Linked DNA regions of Homo sapiens: region 1 is linked to region 2. A link is an interaction called in ENCODE POLR2A ChIA-PET data of the cell type or tissue named here. Cell type or tissue: PC-9. All regions are shown on one strand. Links, peaks and the distances in the headings refer to the core of each region. The heading gives the core; the rest is flanking DNA.

Evidence for each region. Peaks named below come from ENCODE experiments on the same cell type or tissue, not always from the same donor. Only the 100,000 strongest peaks of a DNase experiment are listed, where the experiment ranks them.
Region 1: POLR2A ChIA-PET joins it to region 2 with 26 read pairs; 2 of 35 experiments call an interaction of 5 or more read pairs at or near these places.

What each region holds. Positions count from the first base shown.
Region 1 is chr20:50,165,894-50,181,705 of GRCh38, forward strand. LINC01273 (long intergenic non-protein coding RNA 1273) reads left to right here and starts at 6,677. Exons shown (of 3, transcript NR_109943.1): 1 at 6,677-6,895; 2 at 7,030-7,124; 3 at 10,388-10,778. It overlaps LINC01275 (long intergenic non-protein coding RNA 1275), which reads right to left and starts at 307. Exons shown (of 2, transcript NR_183899.1): 1 at 137-307. RefSeq lists enhancers at 1-848, 6,375-6,876, 13,277-13,776. In PC-9, for the core only: no CTCF peak of the experiment used is centred there; a DNase peak (open chromatin) is centred at 6,578; H3K4me3 peaks cover 1,370 bases; H3K27ac peaks cover 1,710 bases.
Region 2 is chr20:50,739,493-50,755,304 of GRCh38, forward strand. It overlaps PARD6B (par-6 family cell polarity regulator beta), which reads left to right. Exons shown (of 3, transcript NM_032521.3): 3 at 10,167-14,249. The coding sequence ends at 10,996. Among named protein-coding and RNA genes, the nearest start is that of PARD6B, 16 kb to the left of the region's middle. In PC-9, for the core only: CTCF peaks have their summits at 5,217 (motif pointing left), 5,417, 9,994 (motif pointing left) and 10,197; DNase peaks (open chromatin) are centred at 5,139, 7,139, 8,498 and 9,969; H3K27ac peaks cover 4,461 bases.

The DNA of each region.
Region 1 (15,812 bases), core at 4,865-12,864, 570 kb before region 2:
TGCAATGGAGCTCCCGTGGATCTACAATTCACCCCAGCAATTCCATTTCCCCCCACCTATGTCACAAAATCCCACCTCTGTAGGCACAGGGAGGTCCAGCCAAGTGTGTTTAGGATCGCTGGAAACTGGAACCAACCTGCATGCCCGTTAGGAGGAGACAGATCAAGCACGTAGTCACGCTGCGCTGTGTTGCTTCCCTCCGCTTCTTTTGCTCCTGGGTAAATAGGGCGGGGGAGGTGAGATTGGAAGGATGCCAGGAATCTTGGGCCCAGCTGCTGCTTTATGACTTAGGGATATAACTGCTTCTGACTCATGCGTGCTTGGCTCTTTGTGATTATGTGCTGAGACACGTCAGCGGGAGGCTGCCCCGGAATGTCTCCCCATGCGAATCGAGGGTGGGGCCTCTGCTGAGTCACCTCTGGCTCCTAGAAGCCTGGCTCAGGGTCAGCTCATTTGAAAAGCGGCTGCCTTTTCTTCTTTTCTCTTCTCTTCTCTTTTTTTTTCTCTCTCTCTTTCATTCACATTATAGCTTGAGTCAGAACTTCATTCCTTTTTAAGGCTGAAGGACCACATTTTGCTTGTTTGTTCATGTGATCGATGATGATGGACACTTAGGTTGTTTCCACTTTTTAGCTATCGTAAACACTGTTGCTAATGGAATATGGGTGTACAAATATTTCTTCAAGATCTTGCTTTCAATTCTTTTGGGTATATACCCAGAAGTGGAACTGCTGCATCATATGGTAATTTCTGTGTTTAATTTGTTGAAGAACTGCCATACTGTTTTCCAGGTTGGCTGTTCCATTTTTAAATTTTATTTATTTATTTATTGTTTATTTGTTTATTTTTTTGAGACGGAGTTTTGCTCTTGTTGTCCAGGCTGGAGTGCAGTGGCGTGATCTTGGCTTATTGCAACCTCCGCCTCCCAGGTTCAAGCCATTCTCCTGCCTCAGGTACCCAAGTAGCTGGGATTACAGGTGTGCGCCACCATGCCCAGCTAATTTTTGTATTCTAGTAGAGACAAGGTTTCACCATGTTGGCCAGGCTGATCTTGAACTCTTGACCTCAAGTGATCCACCTGCCTCAGCCTCCCAAAGTGCTAGGATTATAGGCGTGAGCCTCCACGTCCGGCCTGGCTGTTCCATTTTATATTCCAACAGTGCACAAGGGTTCCAATTTCTCTACATCATCACCAACACTTATTATTATTATTATTATTTTGGAGATGGAGTTTTGCTTTGTCACCCAGGCTGGAGTGCGGTGGCGCTATCTCAGTTCACTGCAACCTCCGCCTCCCAGGTTCAAGCAAATCTCCTGCCTCAGCCTCCCGAGTAGCTGGGACTACAGGTGAGTGCCACCACGCCCGGCTGATTTTTTGTATTTTTAGCAGAGGTGGGGTTTCACCTTGTTGGCCAGGCTGGTCTTGAACTCCTGACCTCAGGTGATCTGCCCACCTTGGCCTCCCAAAGTGATGGGATTACAGGCAGGAGCCACCAAGCCTGGCCTGTTTTGTAGTTTTCATTGTACAAGTTTTTCACTTTTTGGATTAATTCCTAAGGATTTTCTTCTTTTTGATATTATTGTAAATGAAATTGTTTTTATAATTTTTGTTTCAGATCACTCACTGTCAGTGTAGAGAAAAGTAACTGATTTTTGTGTGCTGACTTTGTATCTTGCTACTTTGCTGCATTCATTTATTAATTCTAACAGTTTTTTCTTAGTTTGTGAAATCTTTAGGGTTTCTACATATAAGATCATATCATTGGAGAGCAGAGATTATTTTACTTCTTCCTTTCCGTTTGGATGCCTTTGATTTCTTTTTCTTTTTTTTTTTGAGATGGAGTCTCACTCTTTCGCCCAGGCTGGAGTGCAGTGGCTCGATCTCGGCTCACTGCAAGCTCCACCTCCCGGGTTCACGCCATTCTCCTGCCTCAGCCTCTCGAGTAGCTGGGACTACAGGCACCCGCCACCGCGCCCAGCTAATTTTTCTGTATTTTTAGTAGAGACGGGGTTTCACCGTATTAGCCAGGATGGTCTCGATCTCCTGACCTCGTGATCCACCCGCGTCGGCCTCCCAAAGTGCTGGGATTACAGGCGTGAGCCACTGCGCCTGGCCTGATTTCTTTTTCATTCCTAATTGCTCTGGCTAGAACTACCAGTACTATGTTGACTAGAAGTCAACATAGGGTTTTTTTTTTTTTGAGACAGGGTCTCACTCTGTCACCCAGGCTGGAGTGCAGTGGTGCGATCTCAGCTCACTGCAACCTCCACCTCCCGGGTTCAAGCGATCCACCCAGCCTCCCAAGTAGCTGGGACAACAGGCACCTGCCGCCACGCTTGGTTAATTTTTTTTTGTAGAGATGAGGTTTCACCATGTTGCCCAGGCTGGTCTTGAACTCTTGAGCTCAAGTGGTCCGCCCACCTTGGACTCCCAAAGTGCTGGGATTACAGGCATGTGCCACTGTGTCCAGCCTTGGGCAGCCATTTTGGACCATAAGATGAAAACTGCCAGTTGTCTTCAACAAAAAGAGCGCAAGATAGCAAAAGACTGGGTTCCTGACACCGTAAAGCAACTATGCAGCTCTGGATCACTTTCATTCAGATTAATATGAGAGAGGAAAACAAACTACTTTTTGACTAGGAGGCAGTTGTTATTTGAACCTTTCTTACAGCATGGAGCCTGTATCCCACCATTGTAGTTTGTCTAATGAATAAATGGATGATTGAATAACCAAAGAAGCAGTCAGATCCAGGCCCCCATACAGATTCATGCACAAAGACTCTGCCTTAGCCTAGGTGGGAGCAACGTCCAGGTGCAGTAGAAATATTCATGGCTGGAGGCTAGTTCTTTCTGACACAGGGTCTCGCTCTGTTGCCCAGGCTGGAGTGCAGTGGTGTGATCACGGCTCACTGCTGCCTTGACCTCTTGGGCTCCAGCAGTCCTCTCACCTCAGCCTCCTGAGTAGCTGGAACTACAGATGTGTGCCACCACAGCTGGAGATATATATATGTATTTTTTATAGAGACATGGTCTCACTATGTTGCCCAGGCTGATCTCAAACTCCAGGATTCAAGTGATCTGCCCACCTTGGTCTCCAAAAGTGCTAGGACTGCAGGTGTGTACCACCGTGCCTGGCTGATTTTTTTTCTGTATTTTTTTTAACGACAAGGTCTCACTCTACCAGGCTGGTCTCGAACTCTTTGGCTCAAGTGATTTGCCCACCTTGGCCTTCCAAAGTGCTGGGATTACAGGTGTAAGCCACCGCGCCTGGCCCAGAGGAGCTAGTACTACTAGTTCTAAATCTGGCCTTTCCACTAGCTAGCTGTGTGCCCCTGAGCCACCCATGTGCCCTCTCTGGGTCTCACATTTCTCAGTTGTAAACCCGGCTTAGCAAATCTTTAAATCTATGCAATTTAAAGTTATTTTTGCTCTTTTGCAATTGCATTTCTAGGAATCCATTCCCAGGGAAATTCTCACCACATAGCACATGAACACAGGTGCCAGGATGCAGCTGCACCTTCCTTTGTGGAGCAAAAACTTGGAAATATCCTTAAAAGTGATTAAGTAAATCAGAGTATGAACTGTGCTCTGGAGTGCAAGACCGCGGACTATGGCTTTCTGGATTCTCTGGTGACACCTGCTGGCACAAAGGGATACTGCAGCCCAGCTTGGTTACGTATTGGGAATTTCTAGAAGAAGAGAGGTTCGGGGCAATTGTGTGAGGGTGGTTTGGGAAGGCACAGAGCAGGGAGAGATTTGGAAGGAAGGTCAAGGCAAGGAGGTGGCCTGGGTGTGGAGGTTGCAAGCATAGACTTGGGTTCAAATTCCAGCTTCACTACTTACTAGCTGGGTGAGCCTGGGTGGATTTGGGACTTTCTCTGAGCCTCACTTTCTTCTTCTGTAAAATAAGGATTCTGGGCCAGGTGCGGTGGCTCATGCCTTTAATCCCAGAACTTTGGGAGGCTGAGGCGGGCAGATCACAAGGTCAAGAGTTCGAGACCAGCCTGGCCAACATGGTGAAACCCCATCTCTACTAAGAATACAAAAATTAGCTGGGTGTGGTGGCGTGTGCCTGTAATCCCAGCTACTCGGGAGGCTGAGGCAAGAGAATCACTTGAACCTGGGAGGCAGAGGTTGCAGTGAGCTGAGATCACGCCACTGCACTCCAGCCTGGGAGACAGAGCAAGACTCTGTCTCAAAAAAAATAAAATAAAATAAGGATCCTAAGGCCCGTGTTACAGATTATTGGTGAGGGCTGGGTGAAAGAACTAATTTATTTAATAATTTATTGAAACAACATTTCAATAAAGATGTCAGTGACTGACAATCTCATCTAGGTGCCAGGGATACAGCAGGGGATGAGGCCTGGGTCCTGCCCTCCTGGAGCTTACAGTCTAGTGCAGAGAACACAACAAACCAATAAGCATGCATGTGATATAATCTCAGGTATTATTTTTATTTATTTATTTATTTTTGAGACAGAGTCTCAGTTTGTCACCCAGGTTGGAGTGCACTGGTGCCATCTCAGTCACTGCAGCCTCCACCTCCTGGGTTCCAGTGATTCTCATGCCTTGGCCTGCCAAGTAGCTGGGACTACAGGTACACACCACCATGTCGGCTAACTTTTGTATTTTAGTAGTCGGCTAATTTTTGTATTTTAGTAGAGATGGGGTTTTTCCATGTCGCCCAGGCTAGTCTCGAACTCCTGGCCTCAAGTAATTTACCCACCTCGGCCTCCCAGTGGCGGGATTACAGGCGTGAACCACCGTATCCAGCCTAATTTCAGGTATTTATGACACTACAAACGAAAATAAAGCAGGAGGCGTGCTGGTGTGGGTGGAGGCATTGTTACAAGTGGGGTGTGTGAGGAGGGCATCTCTGAGGAGGCTTGAGCAGAGCCAGAGGAGCCGTGTCGTGTGTGTGTATGGAATGCATGAGAAATGCTAGTGGAAGAGCCTCACACATAGGAAAGGGCCAATAAATGGTGGGTCATCATCTTATTACACACAGCAGAGGGAACGAAAGGAAGAGGGATTGGAATCCGTTTCCCAGGGTCTGCGGCAGTCACAGAGAGTGACAGAAGATTCCCTGGGCTGGCAGGTGGAGCAGCAGCCCTGCTCATGGTGTGGGGGGTGGGGAGCCCTGGACCTGAGGAGACCCAGCTCTGGGTGGCCTTGGGTGAGCCACTCTCTGGGCCTCAGTTTCCTCATTTGGAAAACAGGGCCGATAATGCCCACCTTGTGAAACTGGGGGGTGTCACAGGCTGAATGATGACCTCCTCCAAATAATTATGTTGAGATTCTAACCCCCAGTACCTCAGAATGTTACTGTATTTGGAAATAAGGCCTTTAAAGGGGTAATTAAGTGGCCAGGCACAGCGGCTCACGCCTGTAATCCCAGCACTTTGGGAGGTGGAGGTGGGCAGATTACTTGAGGTCAGGAATTCGAGACCAGCCTGGCCAACATGGTGAAACCCTATCTCTAGGAAAAATACAAAAATTAGCTGGGCATGGTGGTGAACATCTGTAATCCTAGCTACCCGGCAGGCTGAGGCAGGAGAATTGCTGGAAGCCGGGAGGCGGGAGTTGCAGTGAGCCGAGATCCCGCCACTGCACTCCAGCCTGGGTCACAGAGTGAAGCTCCCTCTTGAAAAAAAAAAAAAGGTAATTAAGTAAAAATGAGGTCATTAGGGTGGACCCTAATCCAATATAATCGTTGTCTTCATAGGAAGAGGAAATGTGGACACAGACACAAACAGAGGGAGGGCCATGTGAGCCCAGAGCAAGAAGGCGGCCATCTACAAGCCCCGGAGCGAGGCTGCGGGAGAAGCCAGCCCCGCTCACACCTTGACAACAATCTCTGTTGATTAAACCACACAGTCTGCAGTCCTCTATTACGGTGAGCCCTGCCAGCTGAGATGGGGTTGACGTGGGAATACAGCTGGGCACACAGGAGGCCCTCAGTGGAGGCTGGTTTCTTTGGCCCAGTGCCACATGGAGCCCGTCCACTGGCTGAGCTGGGGGCCTGATTGTGGCCACTCAACGTCTCTGTAAAGCTCAGGGTCTGCCTTGAGATCCTGCACTTACCACGGAGTGGCCCTGCCTTGGGGACCCATCTCACCTCACTTCTGCCCTCCTTTCTGGTTCATGACTCAGCCATCCACTAACCTCCCGTGGTAGCACTGTGGCCACTCTGTAAACGACAGCACCACTGGTGTCTCATTGGGGGCCAGTCTGGAAGAGGGAGACCACCCTAGGCATTTCAGACAGAAGGGATGGAATACAGGCATTGCTTACACAGAGGACGGACGAGCCGAGATGCAGAAAGGCCAGGTGAAGCATTGGCCACAGCTGGAGGCGCTCCACCCTAGGCCAGCGGGACAGAAGGAAGCTGGGTCCGAGAAGCCAGGGCTTGGAGCCACAGTGGGGGCTGCCTGGTAGGAGTTGACCAGGGAGGGAGGGTCTGTCGGGCGGGGGCGGGGGCTCTTTGCCTTCCGATCCAAGCTCCGCCCTCTGCAGCTCTGCTCTGTGTATCCCAGAGCTGACCCTGCGGCGCCTTTCCCAGGCTCGCGTCCGGTGAGTTCCTATTGGCCAACGGGAGGCCCCGGTCGGGGAGCGCCCCGGGACAGGCCCCTGTGCCTCCCGCTTTGCGGAGTGACGCAGGCCCTGGGCTACAGCAACCTTACCAGCCCCTCCAGCTTAGAGGTGGCAGTGGCTCTCTGCGGCTGCGATTTCTTTCTCGGAGCGTCCTCCCCATCCCGTTCGGCCTCTGCCTCCACCGTCGTCTCTGTAACCCGTTCCCTGTGGGAGAGTCTCTGTTGCGGTGTTCAGGGGTTTCGGTTTTCTGGCTGAACAGTGATTAACGCGAGGGAAGGCGCTGACGGCAAGGTGGCAGGTGACCAGCCCAGCAGGCCGCCCAGCCCTTCCCTTCCTACAGACAGAAGCACTGAGGCCTGCAGAGGGGACAGGCAGGTGGGCGTGGGGGATCGGGGGCAGCCCTGGAGTCAGACAGGCCTTGTTTTGTCCCAGGAAGAACATTCCAACACAGACCACAACACCTATGGACCTGGAAAACATTGTGCTCAGTGAAAGAAGCCAGACACAGAAGGACAATGTTGTATGAGGTACCTGGGATGGGCAGATTCTGAGAGATGGAAAATAGAATAGAGATTACCTGGAGAGAGGGGGGAATTGTTGAATGAGGACAGAGTTTGTGTTGGGGATGATGGAAAAGTTTTGGATACAGAGAGTTATGACGAGTATACAGCATTGTGAATTTTTTTTCTTTTCTTTGTTTTTTGTGACAAGGTCTTATTCTGTTGCCCAGGCTGGACTGCAGTGGTGCAATCCTAGCTCACTGCAGCTTCGACCTCCCGTGCTCAAGTGATTTTCCCACCTCAGCCTCCCGAGTAGCTGGGACTACAGGTGCGTGCCACCACGCCTGGCTGATTTTTCTTGTATTTTTTTGTAGAGATGGGGGTATCGCTATGTTGCCCAGGCTGGTCTTGAACACTTGGGCTCAAGTAATTCTCCCGCCTTGGCCTCCCAAAGTGCTGGGATTACAGGTGTGAGCCACTGTGCCTAGTGTGAATGCATTTAATGCCACTGAATTGTACACTTAATAATGGTGAAAAATATAAATATTCTGTTAAATATTTTACCACAATAAAAAAATGTGTGACAGTTGTCAGAATCAAAATGGTGTCACTAATGTTTTTTTTTTTTTTTTTTTTTTTTTTTTTGAGATGGAGTCTCGCTCTGTTGCCCAGGAGGGAGTGCAGTGGTGCGATCTCGGCTCACTGCAAGCTCCGCCTCCCAGCTTCACACCATTCTCCTGCCTCAGCCTCTTGGAGTAGCTGGGACTGCAGGCACCCGCCACCACGCCCAGCTAATTTTTTGCATTTTTAGTAGAGACGGGGTTTCATCGTGGTCTCGATCTCCTGACCTCGTAATCCGCCCTCCTCAGCCTCCCAAAGTGCTGGGATTACAAACGTGAGCCACCGCGCCTGGCCTGGTGTCACTAATGTTAAGAAAACCTTCACAAATAGAGGCAGACCATGAAGAGAGGGGTCTCATTCTTATATGCCTGATAAAGAAAGACTTTAAGAACTACAACCCTTGGCGGGGTGCAGTGGCTCATGTTTGTAATCCCAGCACTTTGGGAAGCTGAGGCAGGTGGAATACCTGGGGTCATGAGTTCGAGACCAGCCTGGCCAAAATGGTGTAACACTGTCTCTATTAAAAATACAAAAAAAATTAGCCAGGCGTGGTGGCAGGCGCCTGTAATCCCAGCTACTCAGGAGACTGAGTCAGGAGAATCGCTTGAACCTGGGAGGTGAAGGTTGCAGTGAGCAGAGATAGCACCACTGCATTCCAGCCTGGGCAACAGAGTGAGACTCTGTCTCAAAAAATTAAAAAAAAAAAAAAAAAAGAAGCCGGGTGCGGTGGCTCACGCCTGTAATCCCAGCACTTTGGGAGGCCAAGGTGGATGGATCACATGAGGTTGAGAGTTTGAGACCAGCCTGACCAACATGGAGAAACCCCGCCTCTACTAAAAATACAAAATTAGCCAGGTGTGGTGGTGCATGCCTGTAATCCCAGCTACTCGGGAGGCTGAGACAGGAGAATCGCTTGAACCCGGGAGATGGAGGTTGCGATGAGCTGATAGTGTCATTGCACTCCAGCCCAGGCAACAAGAGCAAAACTCTGTCTCAAAAAAGAAAATATTTATTTTTAGAGACAAGGTCTTGCTCTGTCACCGAGGCTGGAGTGCAGTCATAGCTCACTGGAGCCTTGAAGTCCTGGGCTCAGGCAGTCCTCCTGCCTCACCTCCCAAGTATCTGAGACTACAGGCAGGCACCACTATGTCCAGTTAATTTTTAAATTTTTTCATAGAGATGGAGTCTCACTATGTTGCACAGGCTGGTCAGTCTAGACAATTTTAAATTAAATATGTAACTCACATTAACAGGTCACATTATTTATTTATTTATTTATTTATTTATTGACACAGGGTCTCGCTCTGTTGTCCAAGCTGGAGTACAGTGGCACAATTTCGGCTCACAGCAACCTCTGCCTCCCGGGTTCAAGCGATTCCCCTGTCTCCGCCTCCCGAGTAGCTGGGATTACAGGCGCCCACCACCACGCCCGGCTAATTTTTGTATTTTTAGTAGGGACAGGGTTTCACCATGTTGGCCAGGCTGGTCTTGAACTCCTGGCCTCGTGATCCACCCGCCTTGGCCTCTCAAAGTGCTGGGATTACAGGCATGAGCCACCATGCCCAACCGCAGACATCTTTTTGTTTTGTTTTTTTTTCTTTTTTTTTTTCTTTGGAGATGGTGTCTCGCTCTGTTGCCCAGGAGGGAGTGCAGTGGCATGATACCTGCTCACTATAGCCTCGAACTCCTGGATTCAAGCGATCCTCCCACCTCAGCCTCCTGAGTAGCTGGGCCTACAAATGTGCAACACCACGCCTGGCTAATTAAAAAGGTGACAGAGAGACCCTGTCTCAAAAAGCAAACAAACAAAAAACGACACATGTGCGTGTGTGTGTGTGTGTGTGTGTGTCTGTGGAGAGAGAGAGAGAGAAAGAAGGAGAATATGATACATCAAATGTAGTAAAATGAAAACATTTGGGAAATATTTGAAGTATTTGTAACTTTTCTCTAAGTCTGAAAGTATTTCAAAATTAAAAAAAAATTTAAAAGGTGAATAGTGCCAGGTGTGTTGGTGCACGCCTGAAATCCCAGCACTTTGGGAGGCCAAGGCAGGTAGATCACCTGAGGTCAGGAGTTCGAGACCAGCCTGGCCAACATGGAGAAACTCCGTGTCTACTAAAAATACAAAAATTAGCCAGGCATGGTGGTGGGCACTTGTAGTCCCAGCTACTCGGGAGGCTGAGGCACGAGAATTGCTTGAATCTAGGAGGTGGAGGTTGCAGTGAGCTGAGATTGCACCACTGCACTCCAGCCTGGGCGACAGAGCAAGACTCTGTCTCAAAAAAAAAAAAAAAAAAAAATGGTGAATAGTACCAAGCGGTGGTGGAAGATATGGGATATAAAACCCTTGGGCACAGCTGGTGTGAGTGGAGACGGGACAGCCTTTCTGTAGAGCACCTGGTACTTAGTCAAATTAGTCCCCCCATCCCCTACAACCTACTCTCAAGCCAAAGTCCCAGAGACATCCTCACACCAGCCCTAGAGGGTGCAAGGAGGTGGCAGCTCACCTTATCTGTGGTGGGGCAGGTTGGGGGTCACTTGGGTGTCTACCCCAGGGACTGGGCGGCTGAGACTGGGGACTGCTCATAGAAAGGACCGTGGATGAGCCACAGCTACAAAACCCTTCACACAAGTGTTCATGCCACAAAGTAGCCACATGTGTTTTGCAGGGACACATTCCAGCAAAAAGACACAAAGTGACAGAATGGCTGCCTTTGAGTGGGGGTGAGAAGAGGTGGATGGCAGGTACCAGAAGAGAAGGGAATAAATATATGAAGAAATACAACCCCCTCGGGCAGTGCCTGGCACAGCATAAATGCCCAGGAAAAAGAGGCCCAGTTGCTTACGTTCCCGGCGACAGGGCCGGGACCAGCGCCGGCTTCCTGGTGAAGGAGGCCACCCTTTCCTCTTGAGGGGTCTGAGTATGCATGTCAGCACCCGGTGGGCACCCAGCACCCAGCTGACCAGGGGCCTTCACCTCTGTGGGGGTTACCGGCCTGGCCCTGAGAACTGGATGAAAGCTGGAATAATTCTTTCTGTAATAAAGCAAACGCAACCACGTTCAACCTTTCCCTTCATTTCAGAGGCTTCCCGCACCTGATGCCTCCCACAGCCTCAGGCTGAGTCCCCAGGTGCTCCAGTGGGGGTGGCAAAGCTGAGCACTGAGTTGGTTTCCATAGTTTTCATCATTAAAATGTTTAAATGACTAGGCCGAGCACAGTGGCTTCTCAGCATTTTGGGAAGCCGAGGTAGGCAGATCGCTTGAGCCCATGAGTTTGAGACCAGCCTGGGAAACATGGCAAAATCCTGTCTCTACAAAATGCAAAAAAATTAGCCAGGTGTGGTGGTGTGTGCCTGTAGTCCCAGCTACTTGGGAGGCTGAAATGTGAGGATTGCTTGAGCCTGGGGAGGCTGAGATTGCAGTGAGCCGTGATTGTGCCACTGCACTCTAGCCTGGGTGACAGAGTGGCAGACCCTGTCTCCAAAAAAAAAAAAAAAAAAATTAGCCTGGCATGGTGGTGCGTGCCTGTGGTCCCAGCTACTTGGGAGGCAGAGGAGGGAAGGGCACCTGAGTCTGGGGGTGTTGAGGCTGCAGTGAGCTGTGATGGTGCCGACGTACTTGAGCCTGGGCTACAGAGATCTTATCTAAAGAAAAGCCTAAATGAATGTGTGGTGAGGAGCAGGCTTGAGTTATTTTCATGATGAGCTCCTCAGGATAGATTCTCAAAAGTGGCATTGGTGGGGCTCTACCTCTGTTTATTCATTAATCTGTTTTATTTTTATATTTATTTATTTATTTCAGTTATTTTTTTGAGATGGAGTTTCACTCTGTCACCCAGGCTGGAGTGCAGTGGCACGATCTCGGTTCACTGCAACATCCCTCTCCCAGGTTCAAGCAATTCTCCTACCTCAGCCTCACAAGTAACTGGGATTACAGGCGTGCGCCACCACATTCAGCTAATTTTTAGTAGAGACGCAGTTTCACCATGTTGGCCAGGCTGGTCTTGAACTCCTGACCTCAAGTGATCCACCCGCCTTGGCCTCCCAAAGTGCTGGGATTACAGGTGGCAGTCACCATGGCTGGCTTGTTTTATTTTTAACATTTAATTGGGTAAGCTGCAGATACCCCTCAAGATGTCAGTGTGCATGTCAAGATGTCAGTGTGCACGTCATTAACTAGAGTCAAATATTTGTTTCTCTGTCTGTAAAGCTTACATTTGGTGAACTGCACCTTTAGGTGTACTTTTGATTATTATTATTATTTTTTTGAGATGGAGTTTTGCTCTGTCACCAAGGCTGAGTCTAGTGTTGCGATCTCTGCTCACTGCAACCTCTGCCTCCAGGGTTCAAGTGATTCTTCTGCCTCAGCCTCCTGAGCAGTTGGGATTACAGGCGCCTGCCACTGCACCAGGCTAATTTTTGTATTTTTAGTAGAGATGGGGTTTCACCATGTTGGCCAGGCTGGTCTTGAGCTCCTGACCTCAAGTGATTCACCCGCCCCAGCCTCCCAAAGTGCTGGGATTACAGGGGTGAGCCACTGCGCCCAGCCACTTTTGATTACTTTTGACAAATGCATCCACCTGCACTGCCCAAACTCCCTCCAAGATGTTAAACATGCAGTGGGTTGAATTGTGTCCCCCAAGAAGATATGTTCAAGTCCTAACCCCTGGGACCTGTGAATGTGACCTTATTTGGAAATAGGGGCTTGCAGATGAACCCAACTTAAGATGAGATCATTCTGGATTGTGGGGGCTCTAAATCCAATGACTGGTGTTTATATAAGAGAAAGGAGAGGGAGATTTGGAGGTGAACACACAGAGGGAAGAAGGCACTGGAAGAAGGCCGTTGGAAGATTAAGGCAGAGATTGGGGTGAGGCAGCTAGAGCCAAGGAACATGGTGGATGGCGGGCAAGCACCATGGAAGAGGCAAGGAGGGATTCTTCCCCAGAGCCTCCAGAGGGAGCAGGACCCTGGTTTCAGGGGAGAATAAATTTCTGTTGTTTTGGGTTTGTGGTATCTTATCATGGCGGCCTTAGGAAACTCACACGAAACACACACCATCACCCCAGCGAGCACCCTTGTCCCCTCCTCAGTTGTGCTCTCCCCCAACTGGCAACCACCGTGCTGATATTTTCCTCATGGGTGAGTTCTGCCTGTTCTAGAGCTCTAAACAGATGGGATCACACAGGAAGTTCTTGGCATCTGGCATCTTTCACTCAAACAAGATTTCAGAGATTGTTGCAGCTATCAGTGCTGGCACGCCTATAATTAAAGTCCATTTACTTGAAGAGGAAGTAAATTTTGAATTTGAGGAGGGGAGTAGGCAGTAAGCTTTCTTTTTTTTTTTTTTTTTGAGACCGAGTTTCACTCTTTTTGCCCAGGCTGGAGTGCAATGGTGCGATCTCGGCTCACCGCAACCTCTGCCTCCCGGGTTCAAGCGATTCTCCTGCCTCAGCCTCCCAAGTAGCTGGGATTATAGGCATGCACCACCACACCGGGCTAATTTTTGTATTTTTAATATTTTTGTATTTTGTATTTTTAGTAGAGACGGGGGTTTCACCATGTTGGTCAGGCTGGTCTCGAACTCCTGACCTCAGGTGATCTGCCCGCCTGGGCCTCCCAAAATGCTGGGATTACAGGCGTGAGCCACCGCGCCTGGCCTGTAAGCTTTCTCTTTAAAGCTGGGCTTGAGGCCCCCTCTCCCGGGGGTCTCTGGCCCTCAGGAACCCCAGTCTGAAGCTGTTTCCCAGTTCAGAGGTTGCAGAGATCGGAGGCGGGGCTCCCGCGCCACCTTGTGGCCATTCTAGGCAGCGCAACCCATGATGCCTGTGGCGGGGCGTGGGGGTGGGGTGGGGTGGGTTGGGGAAGGTGGGTTGGGCAAATGTGTATTTTCCTGGTTTGGGCCCTCAAGTCACTGAGCACCTACTCAGCACCTGCATGATTCCACTGTATGTGTGTGTGGACAGAGATGACCAAGATTGCGCAGACCCTAGAGGGGTTCCCAGGAGAGGGAGACTACACAACACTAACTCCAGTAGGGTGGATGGAGTGAGGCCCAGAGGCCTGAAGTCCAGCTGGAGCCTGGAGGAGGGGAGAGTAACGGACTTGGGCATTCAGGGAACGTTTCCCTGGGCATTTCGACAGCTGGGGATGGAAAGGAAGACTGTTACAGGCAGGGGAACAGCACAACCAAGGTGTGGAAGCAGGACCGGGCAACATTCTGGACCCAACCAATCATAAGGTCATACGTGTCCATGGCAAACATTTTTTTTTTTTCTTTTTAGAGACAAGGTCTTGCTCCATCACCCAGGCTGGAGTGCAGTGACACAGTCATGGCTCACTGCAGCCTTGACCTCTCGGGCCCAAGAGATCCTCCTGCCTCAATCTCCTGAATGTCTGGGACTGCAGATGCGCACCACCATACCTGGCTAATTTTGGATTTTTTTGTATAGACGGGGGGGTCTCGCTATGTTGACCGGCTTGTCTTGAACTCCTGGCCTCAAGTGATCCTCCTGCTTTGGCCTCTCAAAGTGCTGGGATTATAGGCGTGAGCCACCACGCTAGGCCCCATGGTGAATTGAGTTTTTTTTTTTTTTGAGACAGGGTCTTGTTCTGTTGCCCAGGCTGGAGTGCAGTGGCTCAATCTTGGCTCACTGCAGCCTCTGCTCCCCTTCCTGGGCTCAAGTGATTCTCCTGCCTCAGCCTCCTGAGTAGCTGGGATTACAGGGTCGTGCCACTGCGCCTGGCTAATTTTTGTATTTTTAGTAGAGATAGGGTTTCACCATGTTGGCCAGGCCGGTCTTGAACTCCTGACCTGAAATGATCCACCCGCCTCGGCCTCCCAAAGTGCTGGGATTACAGGCGTGAGCCACCGCGCCTGGCTGGCTTAAGTCTTAAGCAGCAGCTTCCACTTTTGTGTTCTGGGGGAGGCCAGCAGCTGTGTAAGAAGTCTGTGCTGGTTGCAAAAAGTGCAAGGTTTAAAAAAAAAAAAAAAAAAAAAAAAGACTGTGCTGAGGAGACCACATGGAAAGGGCAAGAGAGGCCAGGAGGAGAGGCTACTTGAAGGGACAACTTGCAGCATGTGCAGAGGCCACATGGGGAGAAAGAAACTGCCAGAGGGAGCACTGAGGAATGAACTAAGGCAGCAGACACATGGTCCAGCCAGCCATCCGCCACTCGGGCCAGCCGTGAGGTGCCACACGTGGAGCACAGAAGCCACTGTGGACGCTTGGAGCAGAGATAAGCCGTCCCCTCATGCTCTGTCCTAATTCCTCACCTACAGGATCGTGAGCAAATATACTGGTGGTTATTTTAAGCCCTTAAAAAACAGAATTACTGGCCGGGCGTGGTAGCTCACACCTGTAATCCCAACACTTTGGGCGGCCGAGGTGGGTGGATCACTTGAGGTCAGGAGTTCAAGACTAGCCTGGCCTACATGGCAAAACCCTGTCTCTACTAAAAATACAAAAATTTTTTATTTTGTATTTTTAGGGCGTGGTGGCACACACCTGTAATCCAGCTATTTGGGAGGCTAAGGCATGAGAGCTGCTTGAACCTGGGAAGTGGAATTTGCAGTGAGCTGAGATCTGAGATCATGCCACTGCACTCCAGCCTGGGCAACAAAGTGAGACTCTGTTTTGAAAAAAAAAAAAAAAAAAGGCATTACTATATAATCCAGTAACCCCACCACTGGGTATATATCCCATGGAAATGAATCTAGTGTGTTGAAGAAATATCTGCGCTTGCACATATCCTATGGAAATGAATCTAGTATGTTGAAGAAATATCTGCGCTTGCACGGTTATTGCAGCGTTATTCACTAAGTTTTGAGGTGCAGTGTTACATGGTGGCAGCCAGAACCCCCGGCCCTGGGCTACTACTGTTGCTGGTTTCTTATGACCCTTCCAGCATGAGCCTCTGCATCCTCAAATACATGAAGCTGGGTGCGGTGGCGCACGTCTGCAGTCCCAGCTACTCAGGAGGCTGAGGTGGGAGGATCGCCAGACCCAGGAATTTGTGTGCTATGATCTCCCTGTGAACAGCCACTGCAGTCCAGCCTGGGTGATACAGTGAGACCCTGTTTCTAAACAGATA
Region 2 (15,812 bases), core at 5,111-13,110:
GAAGGTGAAAACTATTTCTAATCAGTTGATAAGCATTAGACCACTCCCAGGGCTCTGGAATTCCACTGATTATGTATCTTTGCTTTCCTGGGTTTGGAGGAACTAAAGTCCACCAACAAAATAAACCTCCAAGGATAACCTCTGCCTATATCACTTGACTATTTTACAAAATACTTTCACACACAAATTAATGTTCCCAAAGTTTCCTGAGATGGATCTCAAAGGTAATTAACAGGAATGCGATATAATGAGAGTATGACCTTAGGAAGATTCAGTTGGCTGTTCAGGATGAATTGGAGTGGGCAGCAGTCTTACAGTAGAGAGCCAGGAGCAGGCGGTAAAGAAGTGAGGAGACTGGCCTAGAAGTAGAGGGGAAGGGTGGGGGGAGGGGAGAAGGCAGTGGCGGGAAGGTAGGAGGGGAAATACTTGGGAGTCATTGCACTCACTGTGGCTGCTTTGCAGTGAAGGAGAGTCCAGCAGAGCATATCTTGATGGTTTGAGTCTGACAGCTGGGACAGTGTCATGAACAAGCAGAGTAGATTGATTTGGAAAAGAAAATTATGAATTTTGTCTTAGGACAAATAATCTTAACCAGTCATTCAGAAGATTAGAAATGGTAGACAAAAGTTCAGGGTAGAAATCCAAAAACTAGTTAGATTTGCAAGCTTTTTGAAAAGTGATAGTTAAAATTTTGGGAGTAGACATAAAGGCTATCTGAGATGAAGACCATGGATAGAACCTTGGAAAGCTATATATAGAGTGCTGGAAAAGGAGGAAGAATTTAAATAATTATGGTTGAATAATAGGCCTTTCTTGTTAGCAATTGTAATTTTCTTTAAAAAGTTAGTTGCTGTTTGGATGTGCATTCAAATATAGAGTGGGTTTTTAAAGTATTGCCATGTGACAGAATTTTGTTGGATTATCCCCTTTGGTAGAAAGATTATGACAGTTGAGTTATACCACCACATGTTTTGTTAATGGAATTATACTCTTGCATGATTATGGAATTAATCCTAACATCTTTTAAGGGTAGTTATCTTTTATTTCCTTTCTAAGTTTTTATTTATTGGTGGTATAATTTTTATTGAGACCTTTGATGGTTTTTATTGTTGTCATAGGAATTACAACTTAGAAATATGTTTCTATGTGCAAATGTTTTCTATTTATTAATGGTAAAATGTCCAATATAATTGATAGCCCTTAGAATTTGATTTAGAAATAGGCAATTCAACAGAAATATTTTAGATTTTAAAAATATAAATTTAATACAAATATGACTTTAGCAAAAATGAAAGTAGGTAGTCAGTTCATTCCTGCTTAAAACCCTCTGATGATTTCCCATTGCAACCAGAATAAAATCCCTTCTGATTTGGACTTCCCAACCTCATCTTCCCTCATTCTCTCACTCCCTCATCACAGTCAGCCACACTGGCTTCCTTCCTGTTCCTCAGACTTGATGAGCTTGTTTCTTTTTTTTTTTTTTTTTGAGATGGAGTCTTGCTCTGTCACCCAGGCTGGAGTGCAGTGGTGCAATCTCGGCTCACTGCAACCTCTGCTTCCCAGGTTCAAGTGATTGTCCTGCCTCAGCCTCCTGAGTAGCTGAGACTACAGGTGCATGCCACCATGCCTGGCTAATTTTTGTATTTTTAGTAGAGATGGGGTGTCACCATGTTGGCCAGGCTGGTCTCGAACTCCTGACCTCAGGTGATCCACCCGTCTTGGCCTCGAAGTGTTCTGGGATTACAGGTGTGAGCCACTGCACCCAGCCGTTAGCTTGTTTCTGTTTCTGTGCTCTTATGCTTGGTTATTCTTAAGGACACTTCACCCTCGGTTCTTCCCACGTCTGCCTCCTCCTGCTTAGCTCAGATAAGTTTGTCAGAGGAGTCTCTTCTGACTACCCTAACTAAAGCCCTCCACCTTCCCACCTTTACCACATCATCCTCTGAAGACCTGGAAATATCTTATTTAAGAATATGTTAACTTGTTTCCTGTCTGTCTGGTTTACCATCAGGTCGCAGCATCTAAATCTGGCAGACTTACTTAGTGTACTATAATGCATGCACTCTTTTTTTTGTGGAGTGGGGACGGAGTCTAGCTCTGTCCCCCAGGCTGGAGTGCAGTGGCGCGATCTCGGCTCACTGCAAGCTCCACACCATTCTCCTGCCTCAGCCTCTGAGTAGCTGGGACTACAGGAGCCCGCCAACACACCCGGCTAATTTTTTTTTTTGTATTGTTAGTAGAGACGGGATTTCACTGTGTTAGCCAGGATGGTCTCGATCTCCTGACTTCGTGATCCGCCCGTCTCGGCCTCCCAAAGTGCTGGGATTACAGGCGTGAGCCACCGCGCCCGGCCGCACTCTGTCTTTTAAGCAAAGTTGAGCAGATGCTTAACTAGAAATCTGATTTTATGTAAACCTTAATGAACATTTAATTCAAGGAACTAATATAAAGTATGACATTAAGTATAGTTACATTTTACTGCTTGATTACAGCACATTTTCTGTTTGCTTTTTGATTTCAGTTAGGCATCAGTAAGGCAGAAGTTACACTTAATATGTACTGGTGTTTTGTTTTGTTTTGTTTTAAGTCTTGCTCTGTCACCCAGGCTGGAATGCAGGGGCGTGACCTCCACTCACTGCAACCTCCGCCTCCCAGGTTCTTGTGCCTCAGCTTCCAGAGTGGCTGGGACTACAGATGCGTGCCACCACGCCCAGCTAATTTTTGTATTTTTAGTAGAGACAGGGTTTTGCCATGTTGGCCAGACTGTTCTCAAACTCCTGACCTCAAGTGATCCGCCCACCTCGGCCTCCCAAAGTGCTGGGTTTACAGGTGGGAGCCGCCGTGCCTGGCCCCAAGTGATTTATTTTATTTTATTTTATTTTATTTTTTTTGAGACAGAGTCTTACTCTGTTGCCCAGGCTAGAGTGCAGTGGTGTGATCTCGGCTCACTGCAGCCTCTACCTCCTGGGCTCAAGCGATTCTCCTGCCTCAGTCTCCCAAGTAGCTGGGACTACAAGCGTGTGCTACCATGCCCGGCTAATTTTTGTGTTTTCAGTAGAGACACGGTTTCACGACGTTAGCCAGGCTGGTCTCAAACTCCTGACCTCAGGTGATCCACCCTCCTCAGCCTCTCATAGTGCTGGGATTACAGGTGTGAGCCACTGCGCCTGGCCCCCAAGTGATTTTTGAAAAGCAAATTGCAAAACCATTTTAAAATTTAAAACTATGTGATCTTTTAACATCTGATACTCTACTAAAATTTCTTTAAAGTGAAAGCTTACAATTCAATGTGTAAACTACTTTATAGTCTGAAGTTTAAGATAGTGTTGTTGGATATCTTGAAAAATTTTTATAACAATTTATTGTTAGAAGAAAAACCCCATACTCTATTCCTAGAGCAGTTATCATGGGAGCAAAAACAAAGCACAAGAAACCTGGTATCTTAAAAGTTATTTTCATGCAGAGGATCCCAATCCCCCATTCCCTGTTAAGAGTATTAGAGTTTATCCTAATTGATTCGGGAGATGGGGAAGAGAAGGTACAGAATAGACTTTCTGCTCTCATTGTTGAGGTTATTGCTGTGCACTAAAAATTTTTAAAAAAATATTTAAAGCTTGCGCCTTTTAAAAATACTCAGGTCATTCCTGTCAGTTTGGAATTCAGCCAGGGAAATGTGTATTTTTAAAAGCTTCCCAGCCAGTCCTGATAATCAGCCAGGTGGAGGATCTGTTGATGTGCTACAGAACAGACCCCTCTCCAGATCTAGTCAGAATCTCTACATCCAGACTTCTTGCTATAACACCGTCTGTTTTTGATTGACACCAGACACATATGTTTACCTCTTCGATTTATTCTCGTTTTATTAGGAACACTAGAAAGGCTTTGCTTTAAACTTTGTCTCTCATAGGGCATGCCCTTACACAGATGTGACTTTGTGGCCCAGATGCTGGTAACTGGGCATCTAAATCATCTCTTAGATTTTGTGCATTGGACATTATTTTGTAGGTGTCTTTTAAGGTTACATTTTTATGAATCAGGGTTTAAAGTTGTCTAAGGAATATACATTTTAGTAGTAAATTGTAAATTATAGTTTTAACAAAAGATATGGCCCAGAAATGAAAAAAATAAATTACAGCCTGTAATCCCAGCATTTTTGGTGGCCGAGGCGGGCGAATCACAAGATCAGGAGATCGAGACCATCCTGGCTAGCATGGTGAAACCGTGTCTCTACTAAAAATACAAAAAAATTAGCCGGGCTTGGTGGTGGGCGCCTGTAGTCCCAGCTACTCGGAAGGCTGAGGCAGGAGAATGGCATGAACCCAGGAGGCGGAGCTTGCAGTGAGCCTAGATCGCGCCACTGCACTCCAGCCTGGGCGACAGAGCGAGACTCCGTCTCAAAAAAAAAAAAAAAAAGAAATTGTGGAGTAACATCTCAGTATGTGACACCAGTTACTCACAACAGAAACGTGGGTGTCACCTTTGACACATACCTATTTTTTAGTCAGTCACCAAGCCTATTAAAACTGTGTTCTAGTTATTTTTCAGATTTGTCTCCCCATTTCCATGTCCTCTGCTCCAGGCCAGGTGCCATCCAAATTTACTGAAGTAGCTTCTTTTTTTTTTTTTTTTTTTTTTTTCTGAGAAGCAGTCTCGCTCTTGTTGCCCAGGCTGGAGTGCAATGGCGTGATCTCGTCTCACGGCAACCTCCGCCTCCTGGGTTCAAGTGAGTCTCCTGCCTCATCCTCCCGAGTAGGTGGGATTACAGGCATGCGCCACCATGCCTGGCTAATTGTGTATTTTTAGTAGAGATGGGGTTTCTCCATGTTGGTCAGGCTGCTTGCGAACTCCCGACCTCTGGTAATCCGCCCACCTCGGCCTGCCAAAGTGCTGGGATTACAAGTGTGACCCACTGCACTGCGCTGGCTGCAGTAGCTTCTTGTCCTCCCCCTCCACGTCCTTCTCCAGCCTGCAGCCGGAGTGAGCTTTGTAGAAAAACCAAATGAGTTCACTATCACTGTCTTCCCTTAAAATCCTTGATTTTCTTCCCTTTGCCCTTAGGCTAAAGTCTGTAAACTTTGGTACTTCCCAGGAGGCCCTGTTTGTCTGTTTGGCCCCTGGCTGCCTCTGACTCAGCTCCTGACTCCCTCCCTCCCTCCCTCCCTCCTGCTTTTCACCCTCTGTTCTAGCTGTATTGGATTTCTTTGTCTGGCCCTCCCTCTTCTGGATATTGTCGAGTCCTGTGCCTGGAACATTCTTCTTGCCTTCTACTATTAGCCCCTGGCTGGTTTTCCTCACAGAATCACTTCCCTGGAGAAGCCTTGCCTTACTCCTACAAGCCAGGCCAGGTCCCCTTTACATACTTCCCCAGCATGGTGTGCTTATAGCTCTCAGCACCTTTGTTATAATTTACTTAGAGTATTTGAAATTATTTGTTAGTTGCCATCTCCTCTTTTAGATTGTAAGCACCACGAAAGTAGACACCATACCTATTTTATTCACCAAATCTGTACCACAGAGCACAATTCCTGGCACATAGTCAGTGTTCGTTAAATATTTGGTGATTAATTTTTCTGTATTAGGAATGAAGGGGTCTGCAAAATTTGAATATCTAATTTGCTTTAAGTGATATTTAATCTTTTTAAAGTTGCCAGATCTGGCTGGGCGCAGTGGCTCACGCCTGTAATCCCAGCACTTTGGGAGGCCAAGGTGGGCGGATCGCCCAACGTCAGGAGTTCGCCACCAGCCTGACCAACATGGTGAAACCCTGTCTCTAATACAAAAATTAGCCGGGCATGGTGGTGCATGCTTGTAATCCCAGCTACTCGGGAGGCTGAGGAAGGAGAATCGCTTGAACCCAGGAGGTGGAGGTTGCAGTGAGCCGAGATCGTGTCATTGCACTCTAGAGCGAAACTCCGTCTCAAAAAAAAAAAAAAAAGTTGCCAGATCTATCTCATTTAACCATTTTATATTAGAGCAAGAGTTGGCAAACTAAGGCCTGTTGGCTGCTTTTGCATATAAAATTTTCTTGGAACAGGGTCTCACCATTGCCCAGATTGGAGTGCAGTGGTGCCATCTTAGCGTACTTCAGCTTCGACCTCTCAGGCTCAAGTGATCCTCCCACTTCAGCCTCCCAAGTAGCTTGGACTACAGGCACAAACAAACCACCATGCCCAGCTAATTTTTAAAATTATTTTTGTAGAGACAGGGTCCTGCTATGTTACCCAGGCTGGTCTTAAACTACTAAGCTGAAGCAGTCCTCTCACCTCGCCCTTCCAAAGTGCTGGGATTACAGGCATGAGCCATCATGCCTGGCCACATAATATTTTATGGATTGTCTGTGGCTGCTTTTACAAGAGTGATTATATAGCCTGTAATACCTAGACATTTACTGTCTGACTCTTGACAGAAAACGGTTGTCAACCCCTGGATTAGAACATTTTAAAACATTATTTCATTATTTGATTTCTTCCTCTGATCTTCAAGTGGGGCATAATCTTGAACTTTGTTGATGGCTGTACTATAATGGTTGCTGTTTTGTTACTGTATGGGGATACTGATGGAGCTTATGTAGAAGTTTTTTTTTTTTTCTAGATTTGCTTTTTACTCACTGTGAAGCTTTTATGTCTTACATCTGCCTGCCACCCACAAATGGATCCTTACCCTTTGCTCTGAATGTGTGGTTTATGACCCTCTATGAGCAAAGGAATGAGATTACTAGGCTTTTCAGAATTAATGTTTAAAGAGTAAGAGGTTCAGAGGGAAGCCCTGCAGGATAAGTGAAGAACAGCCACTATTTGTGTGTAAGAAAGTAAGACATCCAGTTTGACTATTTGGAGGCCTTCTAGGTGGATCCTTGTCTGTTCAGTTAGCCGAGATCATTGGCTGAAGAAAAGGCTTGGGATAAATGCGGTGCTGCTGTATCAGCCCATATCATGTACTGTTGCATAAGTGAATTTATACAAGTGGACAGTTGCTATGATCAAGTTTTCAAACTTTCCATCTCATTCTGAGTTTAATGCTCTGATAGTGTTCAGGTAGAAAGTCAACTCCAATTCCTTGTGGACATTCACCTTTACACTTTAACACCCTGAACCCTGGCTTTCTGCCAAAATATTTTCTTTCCCAGTGGCTGGAAACTGATTAGCTAGATGGGAGAACAAAGGTGGCTTTGTACTGGGGCATATTGCTTTTGAGAATTTAGCAGAGAGCATTCAAATGGAGTCTGGATGTGATGCCAAATTATGCAGATTTGGAGTTTATTTTGGTTAGGTTTCCCATGAGTAGGTATGTAGGCAACGTAATACTGTTCTCAGTTTATATGGTCTGGAATTTCCCTTATAAATGTTATATAGGCTTTCCTTATTGATTGTTTTAAAACACAAATATGTATGATTTTGAGAAAACACATTACCAGAAGACTATTCTTGATAGGTTTTTTTGCCAAAAAGATTGTTGTACCAATGGATTTATATCCAAAGCCATATTATAAATACATTTCTGTCTCTGTAAGAGCCCAATGCAAATACTTATAAATGATTACAAGTGTCCCCAAGGGGAAAAAAATGCCAAAAAAATAAGATACCCGTAACCTTATATATTTATCTGAAACTAGGTTTTGAAGAGTGTTCACGCAGCATCAGAAAAGAATACTAAAGCTCCCCATACTCTGACATAATTGATACTTGGCATTCATTATTGTGACTTGGAAGATACTAGCCTCGTAAGAAAACCTGGGCTCTAGTTCTTTCTGTGTAACTTACGTTGTACCCTTAATTTATTGGTTATAAAGTGAAGATGATAATAGTTTAGCAATGAGGGGGTTTAGGATTAAACAAGAGAATATGAGTTGAAGCGCTATACAAACGCAAGATGGTGAGATTGGTGTTTTCTGTGGCAGCAGCTGAGACTAGGATTTTCAACTATTTTGTGGAGGAGGAGGGAAGCCATTTATTTTTTGTTGTTGTCTTTTCTTTTCTTTTTCTTTTTTTCTTTCTTTCTTTTTTTTTTTTTTTTTTTTTTTGCCTAGCCACTGGAAAACCAGGGAGAGGCATTATTGAAGTTGTTGTGTTTTTTTTTTAATTCATGTAAATTTCACTTTTTAGTTTATCCTCATTGTAGTTATTTTTGAAAATACTATTTTAACTTTTGTTTCTGCTGTTAGTTTCATTTTCTGTTTTACCTCTCATTCTCTGATGAAATGTTTTGTTTATAGACTATCTTCCTTCAGCCATATAATTTAACCATATCTGGTGTTAGGTGTTCTGTTTTCCCTTTTAGTTTATTATTTAATTAGGCGGCAGTATTTAAAGATCGCAAGATTTTGCCTAAAAACAAGACTTTCTGGCATGAAGAAAATCTGCGAGGAACTGAGAAGCAGCTATGCCATCTAAATGAGGCAGGAGCTCTCCAGTTTGCCAGAGTCCTACTACTTCCTATTGTCTGTGTCACCACCACTGAGGACAAAATACCATTGAACTTTATGCATAGTTTTTCACACAGTAAAGAAAAAAGTTAAAACTCCACCTTTGCCTCTTTCAAAATGAAAATGAGAGATCAAGAATTCCTGCTGGGCGAGGTGGCTCACACCTGTAATCCCAGCACTTTGGGAAGCTGAGGCAGGTGGATCACCTGAGGTCAAGAGTTCCATCAAGACCAGCCTGGCCAACATAGTGAAACCGCATCTCTACTGAAAATACAAAAATTATCTGGGCATAGTGGCGCATGCCTGTAATCCCAAGCCACTTGGGAGGCTAAGGCAGGAGAATCGCTTGAACCTGGGAGGCGGGGGTGGCAGTGAGCTGAGATCATGCCTCTGCACTCCAGCCAGGACGACAGAGCGAGACTCCGTCTCAAACAATAGCAACAGAAAACTGAGGGAGAGTGTTTATTTGCAGAATACCAAAATTCCGAAGTGTTTGTTTGATATGCATCAGCATCAATTACATTATCTGCCCACTCAGCCTCTGATATTGGTATATGATTTTACTCTCTGATTTACCTTGAGAATCAAATATCCCACTTCAAGTATTTGAGTTGAATATGATAAACATGCAAATTGCAGGCGTGTTTTTGTTTTGTTACCGAGGCTGGAGTGCAGTGATCATAGTGCGCTGCAGACCTGAATCCTGGAGTGAAGCCATCCTCCCATCTCAGCCTCCCAAGTAGCCGGGACTCCAGGCAGACGCTACCTACCACACCTGGCTAATTTTTTTTTACTTTTCATAAAGACAGGGTCTCACGCTGTTGCCCAGGCTGGGCTCAAGTGATCCACTCACCATGGCCTCCCAAAAAAGCACTGGGATTATAGACGTGAGGCACCACGCCCAACCACATTACAAGTTTTTTAAACAAGTGAAGGAAAAATGTATTTTAAGTAACTGGTTTAAAATGATGTTTTAAGGCCGGACACAGTAGCTCTCACCTGTACTCCTAGCACATTGAGAGGCTGAGGCGGGAGGATCTCCTGAGGCCAGGAGTTCAAAACCAGCCTGGGCAACATAGCAAGACCCTATTCAAAAAAAAGTAAAAATACATATATATTTAATGATGTTTAAGAATATGTAAGATCTGGCCAGGTGCGGTGGCTCACGCCTATAATTCCAGCACTTTGGGAGGCCGAGGTGGGTGGATCATGAGGTCAGGAAATCGAGACCATCCTGGCTAACACGGTGAAACCCCATCTGTACTAAAAATACAAAAAGTTAGCCAGGCCTGGTGGCACACACCTGTAGTCCCAGCTACTCGGGAGGGTGAGGCAGGAGAATTGCTTGAACCCGGGAGGCGGAGGTTGCAGTGAGCCGAGGTCACGCCACTGCACTCCAGCCTGGTCGACAGAGCGAGACTCCATCTCAAAAAAAAAAAAAATATGTAAGATCTATCATAGTTTCATTTGCCATATTTAATGTTTAAAAGTGAATGAGCTCTATCAAATTTAACTTCAACATTGGTTTATTTTGTGATGTGTATTTGAGATGGCCACCTAGTGGTTTTTTCTGGTATGGCATTTTACTACTGTACTAGATTATGATCTGATTAGAATAAGCTTATTAGCTAGTTTGTTTATATACCAAATATATTTTGAGTTATCCTTTCTGTACAGATTCAGCTGCAAGTGAATAGATATTTTTACAGCATTTCTATAATTATTTTGTTTTATTTTTAAACAGAAGAAGCAGACTACAGTGCCTTTGGTACAGACACGCTAATAAAGAAGAAGAATGTTTTAACCAACGTATTGCGTCCTGACAACCATAGAAAAAAGCCACATATAGTCATTAGTATGCCCCAAGACTTTAGACCTGTGTCTTCTATTATAGACGTGGATATTCTCCCAGAAACGCATCGTAGGGTACGTCTTTACAAATACGGCACGGAGAAACCCCTAGGATTCTACATCCGGGATGGCTCCAGTGTCAGGGTAACACCACATGGCTTAGAAAAGGTTCCAGGGATCTTTATATCCAGGCTTGTCCCAGGAGGTCTGGCTCAAAGTACAGGACTATTAGCTGTTAATGATGAAGTTTTAGAAGTTAATGGCATAGAAGTTTCAGGGAAGAGCCTTGATCAAGTAACAGACATGATGATTGCAAATAGCCGTAACCTCATCATAACAGTGAGACCGGCAAACCAGAGGAATAATGTTGTGAGGAACAGTCGGACTTCTGGCAGTTCCGGTCAGTCTACTGATAACAGCCTTCTTGGCTACCCACAGCAGATTGAACCAAGCTTTGAGCCAGAGGATGAAGACAGCGAAGAAGATGACATTATCATTGAAGACAATGGAGTGCCACAGCAGATTCCAAAAGCTGTTCCTAATACTGAGAGCCTGGAGTCATTAACACAGATAGAGCTAAGCTTTGAGTCTGGACAGAATGGCTTTATTCCCTCTAATGAAGTGAGCTTAGCAGCCATAGCAAGCAGCTCAAACACGGAATTTGAAACACATGCTCCAGATCAAAAACTCTTAGAAGAAGATGGAACAATCATAACATTATGAAACCGTGGTTTGAATGTTTTCAGAGTGAGGATGCCATGAGGACTTGTACATTTGGCTAGTTTAAAAGCATATATACCTCTGACCAGTGACGTGGAATAGGCATGAGACGAGTAACGTTGCAAGCTTACAATATTATTAAAGTAGTAGTTTGATAATTGTTAATATAAACTTTGGTGGATCAGAGGTGAATTTAAGTCCAAAACAAAGGGGCCTTTGCTGATGAAGTTACGTGCTTTTGCTGTTTTGTCTGTGGAGAATCAGATGTTAAAGCACATTCTTGGAACTATGTGAGAAGACTAGATCATTTCTGTTGGAAGTGGTTGCATATTTAACCTGCTGTGCAGAGCCCAGTTAATTTTTCCTTTAACTGTATTTTTAAAATTCTAATGTGAAGTCTGATTCTCTCTTGTGGTACATTGGGGACCTCAGCTCTTAAAGGTCTCATGTTCCCAATATTTTATTTTGATTTTTTTTTTTTTTTTTTTTTTTTTTTTTTTTAGTGACTGGGTCTCACTCTGTTGCCCACACTGGAATGCAGTGGCATGATCACAGCTCTCTGCAGCCTCAATCCCCTGGGCTCAAGCAGTCCTCCCACCTCAGCCTCCTGAGTAGCTGGGACCATAGGCACATACCACCACATCTGTCTACTTTTTGTATTTTTTGTAGAGACAGGGTTTCGCCATGTTGCCCAAGTTGGTCTTGAACTCCTGGGCTTAAGCAGTCCTGCCTCGGCTTCCCAAAATGCTAGGATTAGAGCCACCATGCCCAGCCTATTTTGATTTTTGTTTTTTTATGTTCCTTTCTAATAAATTGTAACAAATGATGTTCTCAAGTACATTTCCAGTTTCTTTTCTTTTCTTTCTTTTTTTTTTTTTTTTTTTTTTTGAGATGGAGTCTCGCTCTATCGCCCAGGCTGGAGTGCAGTGGCGCGATCTTGGCTCACTGCAAGCTCTACCTCCTGGGTTCACACCATTCTCCTGCCTCAGCCTCCCAAGTAGCTGGGACTACAGGCGCCTGCCACCATGCCTGGCTAATTTTTAGTAGAGACGGGGTTTCGCAGTGTTAGCCAGGAAGGTCTCAATCTCCTGACCTCCTGATCCGCCCGCCTCGGCCTCCCAAAGTGCTGGGATTACAGGCGTGAGCCACCGCGCCCAGTTGTGCATTTCTGGTTTCTAAGAATCAAACCACTTGGCTGTTTTTAGGAGTTACTTCCCATGTTATAAAGCTGAGGAAGCTTTTTTTTTTTTTTTTTGAGACAGAGTCTCTGTCACCCAGGCTGGAGTGCAGTGGTGCAATCTCAGCTCCCGGGTTCAAGCAATTCTCCTGCCTCAGCCTTCTGAGTAGCTAAGATTACAGGTGTGCGCCAACACGTCTGGCTTATTTTTTTGTATTTTTAGTAGAGATGGAGTTTCACCATGTTGGTCAGGTGGGTCTCAAACTCCTGACCTCAAGTGATCCGCCCATCTCCTCCCAAAGTGCTGGATTGCAGGCATGAGCGCCTAGCCAGGAAGCTATCTTTTCTTGAGTTATGAAACTTTGCAACAGTTGTTCAAATTGGTGTTTGTCCTTCCTATAGCTTTCATATTTTCAAATTAATTCTGTATGGCTATATAATTTATGTTTTAAAAGGCAATTCTCTTGACTTTGGAAATATGGAAGTCTCTCCTTTAACCTATTCTTGTTCCCATTCCCAGTCTCATTTGAAATCATTCCTTTTATTGTTAGTGTGTGTATTTTTGTTGGTGTGCTTTTAATGCATCCAAGTATGCATCATTTTGGATAAAAAATACATCCAAATTAAGATGTTTTAACACATAGGACAAACTTGTGCACTTTTTATGCCAAAAAAAAAAAAAATTGGGTTTTCCTTCATGGGATTTCTAGAAACACTGCCTACACTTTATGAAAACTACATAGTATTCACCTGTGACAGGTAGAGTTTATCACTATTAATTTTATGAGGCTATTTATTACTTTCCAATGCATCCACTTAGAACAAGCTAAGAGTAAGGCTGCTAACTTTAATTCCTTGCCTGATTTTATTGTACAGTGTGCACAAGCACAATGGTATGCTTGTATATAGAAACTAAAAATACTATGAAGTACATAAGTTCCCTATGGCTTATGGAGAGTTATTTATTAATTAACTTTATGGTAGGGCTAGTATGAATACCTTTTTAACAATTGTGTGCTATTACAACAATGAAGATTCAAATGACTCCGCTTTGAAGGATGTTTTCTCTATATGGTAAAATATATATGAAGAAGTCTTGATTACGTGAAGATCACTTGACTCAGAATACTTCAATGTATTTTGTTCACATTACCACTAAGCATATTATCAGTAAACTATTAACTGACTGCACATTATGTAATACGTTGTACTTTTTGTTGAATTCACCGAAGTTCTTCCATTTATATGCTATTTTTAATGGCATTCCGGCTTTAACATTCTGTGAGTCTTACAAATTTGACTCTTGAATGGCAAAATAATGTTAGTATGTAGAAGGTTAACTTTCATTTATAATATAAGTGGTGCAGGGGTTCAACATTTTAAGTAAAAATATTTTTACACACTACCTCTCTCTTTTTTTTTTTAAAGTTTTAACATCAGAACTTTTGGGGGAAAAACTACTTCAGGGCTTGACTTTTTGTACAAATTTTAACTGTAAAATACAGATTTATCTTGTACGCATTCATGGAAATGGAAATCAAAGCTGCTATTGCTTTTTATTTTAATTATCCTGTTAAGGGTATCTATCAATGGTATTTTCAAGTAGATCTCTGTTTCTTAAATTATTGGTGAAATAATTGATTACTAGATATATTGTAAAACCAATAGATCCTGGTTATACGATAAAATATCAGCTCATTGGTAGGCTGAATCAATTATTTCAAGTGCACCTTATTAACAAAAGTATCAGTGGATCCAACATAAAATTTTATAGTACTAAATGTCAAGCCTAACTGTGAATTTTGTTCTGTATCTTAAGTAAATTTATGATAATGTTCTCGAGCTATCAACAAAATATATGTACTTTTGTGAGCTATGAATTTTCTAATTAAATTTTACATGCTATAACATGATTTTTACATGAATGATACTTTGTTTATAACTATCAAATGTCAGTATTTTACTACAATTTTATTATAAAGTGTACATTATCACTAAATGAACTTCGATTTTAAAAATCAAATTAGCTTTAGTTGTATATTATTTTTTACAAATAAAGATAGACTTGTATAAAGGCTACTTTCTTGTTTGAAATTATATGAAAAGTTGCCCACAAATACCAGGTGCCCATTATATAAAATAGGTAGGGAGAAAACCCTTGAGTTTTAACAAGATCCTTGCTTCCTTAACTTTTAATTGTTAAAAGATGGACCCCAAATTGTATGTGCACTTTTTGCAACTGTGTATGACCATATGGCTATGGGCTGGATGGTAACTTTTAAAATGTGGTTAATTCTGATAGTGTGAAAGGTTATGCAAGCTATTCACCCAAAGTTATCTTTAAGATTATTTGAAACTAGTTTGTAATGTGACAGCTTATCTTCTGAAATTCAAATTCACTTAGTTATACTTAATTAATATTACCATCTATCTAGTATGGCCTATGTTGATTGAATTCAATTTATACTGAAAAACTTAAAATGTCTGAGAAAAAGGCCAGGCATGGTGGCTCATGCCTGTAATCCCAGCACTTTGGGAGTCTGAGGCAGGCGGATCATGAGGTCAGGAGTTGGAGACCAGCCTGGCCAACATAGTGAAACCCTGTCTCTACTAAAAATAAAAAAAAAATTAGCTGAGCTTGGTGGCGCACACCTGTAGTCCCAGCTACTTGGGAGGCTGAGGCAGGAGAATCGCTTGAACCGGGGAGGCGAGGGTTTTGGTGAGCTAGGATCACGCCACTGCACTCCAGCCTGGGCAACAGGGTGAGACTCCATCTCAAAAAAAGAAAAAAAAAGGTCTGAGAGAAAGAACAACCTTTCCTGAGCCATTTCTAATTCCAAATTAGCCACCCTGTCATCAGCTTAGTTGGTCATTGCACTAACTCTTCTGCCAACAAGTTTAGAGGACAATAGGACAATCCTAATTCCTTCCCTCCAAGTTAAAAACACTAAAAATCCCGAGTATAAATGGAACATCGTGCACACAGAACTCTTCACACCTTTGATTGGGTTGCATTCAGTACCCGATATTCATCTCTGGGTTTTGAGTCCGTGAAACAATGGTGCAGAATTAAAACATCCCTTTCATTCCCAAAAAATGACCCCAATGCAATTTGCATCTTTGTTTTTTTTCTTTTTTTGAGATGGAGTCTCACTCTGTTGCCCAGGCTGGAGTGCAGTGGCACTATCTCGGCTCACTGCAAGCTCCGCCTCCCAGGTTCTCGCCATTCTCCTGCCTCAGCCTCCCGAGAAGCTGGGACTACAGGCGCCCGCCACCACGCCCTGCTAATTTTGTTTGTATTTTTAGTAGAGACGGGGTTTCACCGTGTTAGCCAGGATAGCCAGGATGGTCTCGATCTCCTGACCTCGTGATCCGCCCGTCTTGGCCTCCCAAAGTGCTGGGATTACAGGCGTGAGCCACCGCGCCCAGCCTTGCAATTTGCATCTTAAATCACTGTTGCTTCCTAGTTTCCAGTGCTGAGTAAGAGCTTGATTAAATTTGATTTTGAGGAAAAACTAAAGTTACAAAAATTTACCAAAAACCAGACCTCTCTGTTCTGCCTTTAGGTGCTCAAGTGTTTAACAGCAACTGACAGAACCACTTCTGATTGTGTTTCCCTTCTTTTAGTTTGATGTGGGGTTT